2 separate regions of the Mus musculus genome follow, and region 2 is linked to region 1. The links are chromatin contacts, found by Hi-C or POLR2A ChIA-PET in ENCODE. All regions are on one chromosome and are shown on one strand. The core of a region is the stretch at or near the end of the contact, and the rest is flanking DNA. Distances in the headings are between cores, read along the strand shown.

Region 1 (5,283 bases), core at 736-3,235:
CCAGTCCCCTGGACACACAGTTAGTCTCAGTGGTCCCAAAGACTGGCTCACCGGTAGCGCTTGTCATCTACGGGCACAAAGTCCATGAGCAGCATGTAGTCGGCCATGGGATCCATTCCAAAAAGCTTCACTTGGAACGTGGGGAACATTCGTCTGGGGATGGGGTAGGGAGGTCAGGTCCCTCAGGTAGGGGAGTACAGGAACACTCTCCACTTTAACTTCTCTGGCCAGGCAGCCCCTAGCTCAGCCCTTCCTTCAGGTCTCTCTTTAAGCTGCTTTCTTGGCTCTCTAATCTCAAGTAGGCCCTTATCCAACCCTGGGCAAGGCAGCAATAGGTCAGGCCTCAGGTCCCTTTCTGAAACACAGAAATGGCTAACCAGGTGCCCAGCTGCAGAATTCCAACGCCTGTTCTGACTTCTTTGCTTACACAAACAGCCTTGCCCCAGGAATTCTGGAACTTTCTGGACCTTGCCTCAGCCAGCAGCAGGATAACTAAGATATGGGCCCCGGGACTTGTCTCCCCTTCTCAGAGCCTCCCTGGCTTCGTCCAACAAAGTGAAAGAATTCCCGGGTCCAACAAAGTGAAACCGGTGCAGTAGTGATCCCAAACATCCTCCCCCCAAGTCACACGGACACCCCAGCACTCCAGCCTTCAACTCTCAAGACCTGGCCAGAGCCTCCCCAAGAACCTGTTTGCAAAAGGCTCAGCGTATGTTTTCCTATTTCCTCCCTCTCCTCTAAATCCCTCCAGTGACATTCACGGCCCTCGTTTGCCTGCCCGGACCAGAAGGCCAAGCCGCTGTTGTCTTCAGGAGGCTGTGTTGGGTGGTATGGACAGCTAAAGAGCCTGGAGAAAATCCACAGAGCAGCAGCTAAGGACAGGCCTAAGTTCCCCAGGGAGGGCTGCACAGCAGGGAAACAGAAACCTCGAGAAGGCTTTGCAAACAGGCCCTGAGCCTCCTTGGCCACGGAGCTGGTGTGTACATTAGACACAACCCAGCACCCGCCTTTGTCTACTGGTCAAATCGGGAGCATCTGCAATTGTTCCTTTTTCCCTCTCGGCCCTGAAAACAAATAACCAGGCACTGGCACGGATACCCTGCCAGGCTTGTGAAGAACCGGGCCCACAAGCGGCCAAAATTGAGGCCCAGGAAAACCAGGTCTCGAGTTCCCGGAAAATGAGCGCAATGGCTTTTAAGGGTCTTAACTCTTTCCTAAAATTATCCATACACCTAGGGGATGTTTGCTCTTTGGATTGCCCTACATACTGAACGAAACCCACGCGGGAGTTTCCTAGGTGGCAGCTGCCTAACCGCCGCAGTCGGGCGCACATTCGGCCCAAAGATTTCCCTCGAATTCGAAGAGTCCCAGGACTCGCGGTTGGCGCTCCGCGGGTTGTCGCTGGAGCCGGGTCAGCAGAGAGGCCAGAAGGACTCGCAGGTGGCCCCGCTGCACCTTCATCCGCTTTTCAGCCGGGCTCCTGCGCATCCCTGACACGCAGTCAGAGGCACAGAACGCACGTGGACAGGGGCGCGGGGAAGGGGCGCCTGACCTGCCTGCCTTGGTGACGATCATCTCGGTGCCCAGCTGATTGAACTCGTCCCACAGCGCCTTCATCTCCAGCTGCACGCTCACGCTGGCCACCTTCGGGTTCTTCTTCACCGGAGCCTTGACCGCAGCCGCGCGGCTAGCCCCCGGACCCTCGGACTCCGCCGCCGAGCTGCCAGCCGCCCCGGGGGCGGGCGCGAAAGGATAGGCGCGCGGCGGCGGCGGGCCCGGGGCACCGGGGACTGCAGCGCACGGATCGTAGCGCGGTGGCGGCGGCTCGCGAGGGCCGAACGGGTCGGCGCCAGGCGACGGGGATCCCAGGCCGCTCAGACTGCTGGCTGCGAAGGCTGCAACGTCGCAGAAGTGCGAGAGCTGCGTGAGCCACGGACTAGACACGGCGGAGATCATGACCCGAAGGCCACCCGCCGCTGATCAGAGCGCCGTCCCGCGCGGCGGGCCGAGTGGCGGGCGCTGCGCCGCACGCGCCCCGGGCCGCACCGCCCCACCCCGCGGGCCGGCCCCGCGGAGCCGCCCCGCCCCGCCCCGCCCCGCCGAGACAATAGCCCGTGCCCCTCCCCCCGCCCCTCCCCCGCCGAGGCTCCGCGGGCCCGGGCCCCCCGACCGCTCCGACCGGCTCCGGGGACGACGGGCCGGTGCGCGGCCCTCCCCGCCGCCAGCGCGCTCTGGCTTTTCTTCTGTGCCAGACGCTCCCCAAGTTCTTCTTCCTCTACCTTTTGTGTCCCTGGTTTCAACTTCTCACATTCTGTCTCCTTTCTCTCGCTCCAGCTTCTTCTTAAACCCCCTGCCTCTCTCTTTTCTCGGTGTCACTCTCTCCAATTTCAAATTTTCATGTCTTCCCTTCCGTCTAACTTCTTCCTCTTATTTTTGTGTGTTCTCTACTATTCGTCTTTGCCCTTTCAATCGTAAATGAATCTTCAGCCTTTCTCTTGTTCTTTAATGAAGTTACATTTCTGTCTCAAGCTATCCTATCCTTCATTTTCTCTTTCGTTATCTTTATTTCCTTTGCGTGTATCTGCCTTTCTCACCTTTGTCATATTTTCTGTTTTCTCCTTTTTTTTCCCCTCTTGGCTGCTCTCATTGATTTGTATTTTTGGTTTTTGTTGTTGTTGTTGTTGTTTGTTTGTTTGTTTTTGTTCCCCCGCCCCCTCCTTTTACTGCGTTCCCTGACTCTTCTCTAACCATCTTTGCTTCTTCCAGCTCAAAGGCGCCCCTTCTTCAGACTTCAGAAGACTGCTCAATCCCAGAAGTTGGAGTCCTAGGATGGTGGGTGGACTGACTTTGGGGAATGCCGCCCTTTCTTCCTGTCCCAGAGTCCCAGCTTCAAGGTTGGAGCCCACCCGGCCTAGAGCTCCTTCCCACCCGCTGGGCCGCAGGGCCTCACAGCAGGGGACTGGCGGGCGGCCTGACAGTATAGACGCGGACAGAAGGGCTCACCTTCCATGTCCCTGGTGACTGTGCTGAAGTGCATCCCGGCTGGGGATCCTGGTAGCCGGCGAAGTTTCGCCCGGTCCGAGGGCCTGGGGCCCCGGTGGGCGGTGCCCTCCGAGGCCTCGGCTGCAACAAGAGAGGCGATGCTGAACGCGCTGGCCCGGGCAGACAGCGGGCTCCGCGCGTCCATAGGCGCCCGGGCCTGACCGGCGCCGCCTCCGACTGCGTACGCCCAGCCGCACCGCGCCCAGCCCAGCGCAGGGGGCCCGGGGGCGGGGGCCTGTGGTGCCACTCACAGCCGCCGGTCCAGGGCCCAAGGGATTATGGCGTCATGAGACCCCCCCCATTTTCAGCCAATATTAGCCCAGGAGTCCGAACATTTGGAGCACCCTGGAAATTCAGGGCCCTCCTGCCTTGTAAGCTCTCTGTCCCTGGTCTCTCCTCCCGGGGCCCTGTGTGACCAACGCCCCTTGAACATCCTGCAGCTTTTGCGGAGGTTGGGCGTCCCCTCTATTCGGCGAAGCCACCACCAGAGTCTACAGCCCCAAGAAGAAGCTTCTATGTCTCGAACACTCAGTCCCAATGTGAGATGGCAGGGCATTGGCGAGGCACTGAGATGCTGCCTGAGTCTAGCCCTGCCCTTGCTTGGCCCCACCTGCCTCCACCTCCTCCCCGGCGGCCCCTGCACCTGGGTAAGAGAGCTCCGGCTCTCGCACAGGCCACAGGCAGATAGCCCCAGGGCTTGCGGAGTCCTTCGTCCCTCCGTGCCGCAGAGCTGGACCTCACCAGCAATTGCCCCTACAGGCCCTTTGGGTCAGCTTGCTTTCGTGGTGGGGAAGCGAGCCGTGGGACGCCGCCCAGGCCGCACAAGACCTGGAGCCCGAGCGTCACGCGCACCCCGCGCGCACCGCCCGCCTCTGGCCAGGACGCTTTTACATCCGGAGGGTGGGCAGTGCCCGCTCCTCCGACCTCCCTGCGCACCAGCGGGGCGCAGGGAGGACCGGGGGCGGGGCCTGACCGGCCGAGGGAGCTGAGGACACGTCGGAGAAATTCAGACCGCATGGTGGGGTGCTGTCCCCTCTCCACCCTGCAGCCAGCCTGCCCACACGAAAGGCCTAACTGCTAAGGTGCAGGACCAGGCCTCAGCGTTCGGGCCTCAAGACATGATTACATCAATGCCCCACTTCTCTGGTACCTTCTCTTCGCCTACTATCTCGGGGGCCTCTCTGACCCGTTCAGTATGCCTATGCCCTTTGTGCACAGGATATGAAGCCTAGAACCTCCTAGATTCTACTAGACAAGGCCCAGTTTCCAAGGACTTTCGGTCAAGGACTTAGTAGGCTCTCTGCTGAACAGACTCAGAATGTAGTGGGATGCCTGCAGCCTCTCCAAGGGTTTTGACAGTCTCAGGCCTCCCTCCCGGGCTGTAGCAGCAACTAAGTGGAAGGATCAAGGCCATGACTGCAAGAAGTGGGTAACTGGGACTTGTATAATAGATTGGGGTGTGGGAGGGGATGGTGTGTGTAACTGGACTGGTGCCCTAGCCTGTCCTTGAAAGCTTAAGGACAGACAGCTAAGAAAGGGAGGCTGTCAAGAGGTCGTTTCTTGGGCCCTAAGTGGCTGGCCATCCAGGGACTGACAATGACAGTGACCTGTCCCACTGGCCTAGGGCAGGTCTAAGGAGGGTAGTTTGGAGATTAGGTGGGCCACAGGGTCTTTCCCCCTTTCCTGAGCAGGGATAGCTTATTGTCTCCTGCTGGATAGGAGAGCCCAGTCTTGGGCAGGTGCATAAGGTCGCAGTAGTTATGGAGAGATACAGCAGTATCAAAGATAGTCCACCGCGCCTCTATAAGTTGAGTCCCACGTGAGGATGTAGGGGCAGGGCTCTGGCAGGCGATTTTGCATTATAGGGATGTACCTCATCCCAGGGTGGAGAAGCTGAGGTCTTCCCCAGTACCTCCCCACAACCCGCCAGGGCTGCAGCCACATCCTGGACCTCAGTGCGGCTAATACTGAGAAGTGAAAGTGAAAAACTTCGGGAACTCCTGGTTGCTCTGGGTCAGCCCTGGGGTCCGTCCTGACGCCCCTAGCGTCACCTGCAGTGACAGGAGAAGTCTTCCTGCTGTGGCTGCACTTGCAAGCTACAGTTGGGTCAGTAAACACTTCACAGCAAACAATGCCCCTGAGCAGAGGCTGGGAATGTGTCAGGGCCCCGCTTAACATGTTCTGTGGATGGTTAGCTCGCTCCACTCGCATCGGTCACCCTCATCCTTCCTTCCCAACTCC
Region 2 (5,673 bases), core at 579-3,078, 35 kb after region 1:
TGGCACCATGTTGATTCAGGCTTGCAGAGCTCGGGTCTGGGAGGTTGGGCAAGGGTAGAGGCCAAGGCGGATCCAGGTGAAGGTGAGGGTCCTCCTGCAGGGACCTGTAAAGTTTGCAGGTCCTTGTTGCTCAGTGCCTGTCCTTTCTTAGGATGCACCACCTCTGGCCGACTCGGCCACCAGCGGGGCTGTGAGAGAGAACTCTTGGATGGAGCGTGCGCGCGCACGCGCGCGCAGCCTCCGCAGGCGACCTAGTAGAAGTGCCAATAGCAGCGCGTGTAGCAGCCCGAGGACCAGCAGTGCTAGCTGGGCCACCAGTGCTCCCCAGCAGAGTAGACCGGGTGCGCACGCGGCCCGCAGCTCATCCTCCGCCACGTAGGGCAGCAAGCGGCCGCGCAGCGCTGGGGGCGCGACACAGCGCAGGTCGCGGTAGGGCGCGCGCTCCGGGCGGCCGGCCAGCCAGGCGCGCAGCGGCAATAGGCGGCAGTCGCAGCGCCAGGGGTTGGCGCCCAGGTGTGCTGCGCGCAGAGCAGGCAACGCGTCCAGAAGCCCGGGCGGCAGCGCCGTCAGGTTGTTGCCGGTCAGCACCAATTCGGTGGTGTCGGGAGGGAAGGCAGCCGGCAGCGACGCCCAGGTCAGCCCGCGGCGCCCACAGTCCACGAGCGTCCCTGCGCAGCTGCATGGCGCGGGGCAGCCAGAGGCTGGGCGGCTGAGCAGCGCTAGCAACAGAAGCAGCAGGCTCAGCGCCCCACGGGGCCCTGAAAGAGAAGCACTAGGATGAGGCGGGAGCATCCTTGGGACCGTCGGCGCTGCTCCCGCCAGCTCCTAGGACCAGCATCCCACGAGTCCGCAGGTCCCTCCACCCCGGCCACTCTGGGCGCTGGCTCGAGTTTCCATCCACCTCTGATCCAAGACTTTGCCTATTGATGCCCAAACTAGAACACCTCCTGACCGTGGCTCTTCCTAGAAAGCTGCAGACCCGACCCCAGAACTCACGGGAGCCCATGGCGAGAGGATGGTGGCCTACTTCGTTCTGGAGAGGCGTTGGCCCGAGAGCCTGCCTGAGTCTACAGCAACAGACCACAATTCTGCCGCCTGGCCAGAAATAACTCCGAGCCGGCGCGCAAGGGCGTTGCGAAGGCAGATAGGGTACTATCGCCTGGGGCCGCAGGCAGCCCGGGCTTCCGTCCCCCCGCCCGCTCCCAGGGGCTCATGGAACACTCGGACACTCGGTGCGACGTTCACCAACTTTGTTCTCCTGTCACCAGGACAGGACGCGGCATTCACAACTGAACAAAACGGAGCATGGGGTGTGTGGGGAGGAATCATGCGGGTGGAGATATGGAGGAGGCCAAGGGCTGGAATCCTTGTGCAACAGAGTTGCTGGGAAGAAAAGACCTTGACCTATGGGTGGACGAAAGTAGTCTAGGCATAGGGACACCCCGTCTCTACCGCCCTTGGAGTCCTTCAGGTAGACTCAGGAAGGGGCGCGAGCGGTCTAGAGCATCGCGGCCCCGCCTTCCTCCCAGAAGCCTCTAGATCTGGGGTCTTCCTAAAGGCCTTAGCCTCCAAACCCCGCCGCCTCCGATCCTGAACAGAGCATGATTAGGGAGTAAGGGAGGAACCGGCCTACTTCCGCGCTCAGTAGGCCATTAGCAAATGCTTCGTAGCCCACTGGAATCGGCAGAGGGGGGCCTCCCAACTCCACTCTGCAGCACTAGCTTGGGTAATAGGCCCAAGATCCTGCATCCACGTCCCTCCTCTACCCTGGTTTATTGGCCCGCTGGGGGGCAGTGATCTTCTAGGAAGGGAGATCTTGGAGGTTGTGCACATCTTGTTCCCTTATGATAGGCGGGGAGGTGCGGGGTGGGGCGGGGGCAGGAGGTTGGGGAGGGGCTGTGATTCAGAGCACTCGGAAGCAGATACAAATGACCGGGAAGGGTGGACGCCGAGAATAAATTAGGGTCATCTGGGGGCTGTGGCTCTGTGGCTCCAGGTCTGAACAGTCTGGTCAAAGCCACTTTGGATTAGGGTGAGGTCCAGGCCTTCTGAGATCCAGATGAACCCAGGGTGGAATCCAGGACAGTCTGGGATCCAGGGGTAGGAGGGGCCAGCCCGGAAACCGGCCGTCTATCCTTGTCGACGACGTGGGGCTGGGGCGGGTGTCACTGGTCTTGCATTTGCTGCTTCATCTTCTGCAACATCTCCTGCATGCGCCTTAGCTGGTGGTGGGGGCGACCCAAGTCAGAGTGAGAAAAGGCAGGAGAGCTGTAGCTCTGCCCTCTGCTTCTCCTCCCTACCCTGTTCACAATCTCGGCCCTACTCCTGATATCCACCCACCTCTTCATCCTTCATCCTGATGAGCTTCTCGGTCTCCGCATCCGGTGTGGGTAGTGGGAGGATAGGAATGGGGCTCTCCATGCGGCTGTCCTGGGTGAGTTTGCTGTGGAATGAGAGGGCTGTGCTTGTTGGGAGGTTCGGGTTAGGAGGGTGGGAGCCGCCTGGCCTGCTACTGGTGCGGGTGGCCCACCTGGTCATCTGCTGGATGCAGTGGGCACGGTAGTTCTCATAGTGCACGTCGCACGTCACATCTTTGAGGTCGTGCATGTGAGTGCGGATGAGCATGTTGCGGAGCTTCACAAAGTCGCAGTGCGCCTGATTCTCCACTGTGGGCAGGATCGACGATGAGTCGGTGTCAGTCTAGGGGAGCCACCCACCCCTCACCCAGCCTCCTGCCTCATCTCACCTTCGACGATCCCCCAGGGGTACAGTCGCCCCCGGACCCGCTGCCCCTTGGCCTCCACCACAGTGTTGCTGCCAATAACGGCGAAGGGTGCACTTTCCTGGGGAAGGGGAGCAAGGACCCAGCCCAGCCTAGTCTGTAAGAGCAGCTGGCTCAGAGGCCATTCCAGCACTGCCATCATCCCCCTCCCATGGCATGGTCCCTCTGTGGGTGTCTTTGCTACCCACAAAAGCCACAAAGCCTGTGGGGCTAAAGGCCTTGGGGTTTCTGCCACAACGCCAGGCACTTCTCTGGCACTGGATGCTTCCAGGAGCTTCCTCCACGGTTCAAGTCAAAGCCAAGACCATGCTTACTGGTAGATGGCGCTGCCATCTGCTTCTGGCCCAAAGGCCCTAGTTCCTGGCTTAGCTCTCTGTCACAACCTCTCTGGCCTCTGGGGTATTCAAAGCCACCACCCTCTGGAGCTCTCTATCTCGGATACTAGAACTTGCCACATCTCTGGGCCACTGGGCTGATTCTTGGAAAGCAGGTGAGAATGGTACCCATAAGTGCTCAAGTAAACACCCAGGGGAGGGTCACATGACCCGCCACAGACCAGACAGGGGTACCAGGGATTTCCTTATCCTGTAACCCTTGAGACTGAGCACAGACCCTCTTTTCGGTGAGCAAATGACCCCTGCTCTCATCATGTTGCACCTCCTGGGTGCTCAGCCCCCACCCCCGGGGTTTGCGTGGCCTCCAATACTCTGCCCCAGCTACCTCCTTGCCCCGCCCCTCCTGGTTACATGCTCACCTTCAGTTCCCGGTCCTGTTGCTTGAAGTCTTCATCTTCATCCGAATCACATTCTGGAAACTGGTACACGTGGATCCCAAACTTGTCGATCTCCTCACGTATCTGCAGCAGGCGAGAGAGAGAGAGAGAGAGAGAGAGAGAGAGAGAGAGAGAGAGAGAGAGAGCACTTGACTTGGCATGGGCCAGCTCCCCTGGAGTTTTTGGCCAGGCCCCTTGGCTAGCTACAGAAGACTCACTCTGTCCTTCAGCTTCCGGATCTCACTGGGCACCAGGCAGTCAGCTTTGGCGATGAGTGGGACGATGTTCACCTTCTCATGCAGTGCCTTCATGAAGCCTACATCCACTGGCCTCAGTCTGGAGAGAGAGAGAGAGAGAGAGAGAGAGAGTAGGGTGGGCATTGCTGGGGGGAGGGGGCAGTGATGCAGTGACAGGAACATCCACCCTGAGCCCAGGCACCAGGACGGCCACACACCCGTGTCCGAACGGGGAGATGAAGTACAGGCAGCAGTGTACCCGGTTGTCCTGGATGTTCTTGCGGTTCAGGCCACTCTCATCACGGAAATACTGCTCAAACTGCTGGTCCACATAGTCAGTGATGGGCTTCCAACTAGAGGCGCAGGAGGGAGAAGGAAGCTAGCTAGCGCCCAGAGCTGCCTGCTAGGTCATGGCACTTGGGGGCAGGGGGTCCCGTTCCTCACCATTCAGAGTTGTTCACCGCGTCCCCAAAGCCGGGCGTGTCCACAATGGTGAGCTTTAACTTGACCCCCTTCTCCTCAATGTCGACGGTGTGTTTCAGGATCTCTACCGTCTGGTTGATGCGTTCTGCAGAGGCAAGGGAGGGAGTGTTTGCAGGCTATCGCCACCTTTTCTCTGGGCAGCAAGGCGCCCTGTCCTTACCCACCCTGGTGCCTTGGCTTCAGTCTCTGTCTGAATGTATACTCCGGGCCACTCCTCCTCATCCCCAGTCAGGGGTCCTTGCCTCAGGCAGAGTGTGGGTGCCCTCTGAGGTTTCTCAAGGCAGGGGCCAGTGGATCGGTGACTTCATGAAGGCTACTCACCCTCAGCACTCAGCAGTTTCCGGTCCTTATACAGGTCGGTCAGAAAGAGGCTATGGACAAGGGTGGACTTCCCCAGGCCGGACTCACCTGGCCATAGGAACAGTCAAAGAGCTGGATTAGACTGGGGCTGAGACAGTCTGGCCCACGGGGCTCCACCTAGAAGTTTGGCCACTCACCGGCCACCATGAGCGTGAAGTCGAAACCTTTCTTGACGGACTTGCGGTGCACCTGGTTGGGCAGTGTGGCGAAGCCAACGTACTGCTTGTCGATGTCCTGAGGGCAGGGGTGGTTGGGGGGCAGGTCAGTGGCATATCCTTATCTCCCGGTGGAAGCCCAAGGCCCTATCTCTTATGTTGCTCAGACGAGCAGAAAGCACAGCCCCTAGCAAGGGTCATTTTGTCAACAAAAATGGAGTGAGGACTCTGTAAGCAGAGGCTGGAAGGAGGAAGGTATGTGAGGGGGTAGCAGGAAAAGGCACCCCACTCCAGCTTCAGCAGAACCCCAAGACTGGGGGGTGGGGAATGAGGAATGTCAGCCCCACAGGAGCATCCTCTGAGGTGGGTGGTGGGACCCACTGAGACCCCTCAGACACATCCAAGGACCTCTATGGGTGGAAATAGCCAGACCTCAGCACAAATTCATCCCCGGAGTATCCAAAGGTGGGTGGCTTGTCTGGCCCAGATCCAAGCTTGGGGGTGGTGGTTCCTGAAGCAGCATCGGAGCGAGGGCTATTTATAGACTGCGGTACCGAGCCTCCCCCGCCAAAGGTCTGTGTTGCCTGCACCTATCCCCAGTGGACATCTGCCCTGGGAGCCCCCCGCCACCTTCTGTGGTAGCCGGAGGGTCTTGGCCAAGCAAGACTGAATACATGACCCAGATTCCACCCTCTCTCTACACACACAGACACACACACACACACCTTCAGTCGCCTCTGGGCCTGGGTGCGCGGCGACAGCAGCTGCTCCACCAGGCGGTCCTGGGGTGCTGCCAGTGAGTCCATCGTGGTGACCCCGCGGGCCCTGACGGCCTCGTTCAGACCCTACACCAGGGTCAGGCCTGTCGGGGCCAGCGATCTCGAG

Evidence for each region. Hi-C counts contacts between places; a loop is a spot of excess contacts on that map. ChIA-PET counts read pairs that join two places held with the same protein, here RNA polymerase II (POLR2A).
Region 2: a map of mouse embryonic stem cell shows a loop between it and region 1 (2.8-fold over the local background). The contact joins the promoter of Gp1bb here to the promoter of Tbx1 in region 1. A Hi-C loop is called at or near these places in 2 of 37 maps with a recorded cell type or tissue (ES-E14 and mouse embryonic stem cell). POLR2A ChIA-PET finds 5 or more read pairs at or near these places in 2 of 5 experiments (both embryonic stem cell).

The regions. Positions count from the first base shown.
Region 1 is chr16:18,584,984-18,590,266 of GRCm38, forward strand. It overlaps Tbx1 (T-box 1), which reads right to left and starts at 1,986. Exons shown (of 7, transcript NM_011532.2): 1 at 1,553-1,986; 2 at 52-153. The coding sequence starts at 1,956. It overlaps Gm35369 (a long non-coding RNA gene), which reads left to right and starts at 3,816. Exons shown (of 4, transcript XR_384718.3): 1 at 3,816-4,467.
Region 2 is chr16:18,620,575-18,626,247 of GRCm38, forward strand. It overlaps Gp1bb (glycoprotein Ib, beta polypeptide), which reads right to left and starts at 1,829. Exons shown (of 2, transcript NM_010327.2): 1 at 997-1,829; 2 at 1-758. The coding sequence starts at 1,006. The coding sequence ends at 148. Septin5 (septin 5) reads right to left here. Exons shown (of 12, transcript NM_213614.2): 3 at 4,771-4,867; 4 at 4,595-4,681; 5 at 4,235-4,358; 6 at 4,009-4,143; 7 at 3,773-3,890; 8 at 3,537-3,638; 9 at 2,747-2,843; 10 at 2,531-2,666; 11 at 2,341-2,443; 12 at 1,237-2,222. The coding sequence ends at 2,166.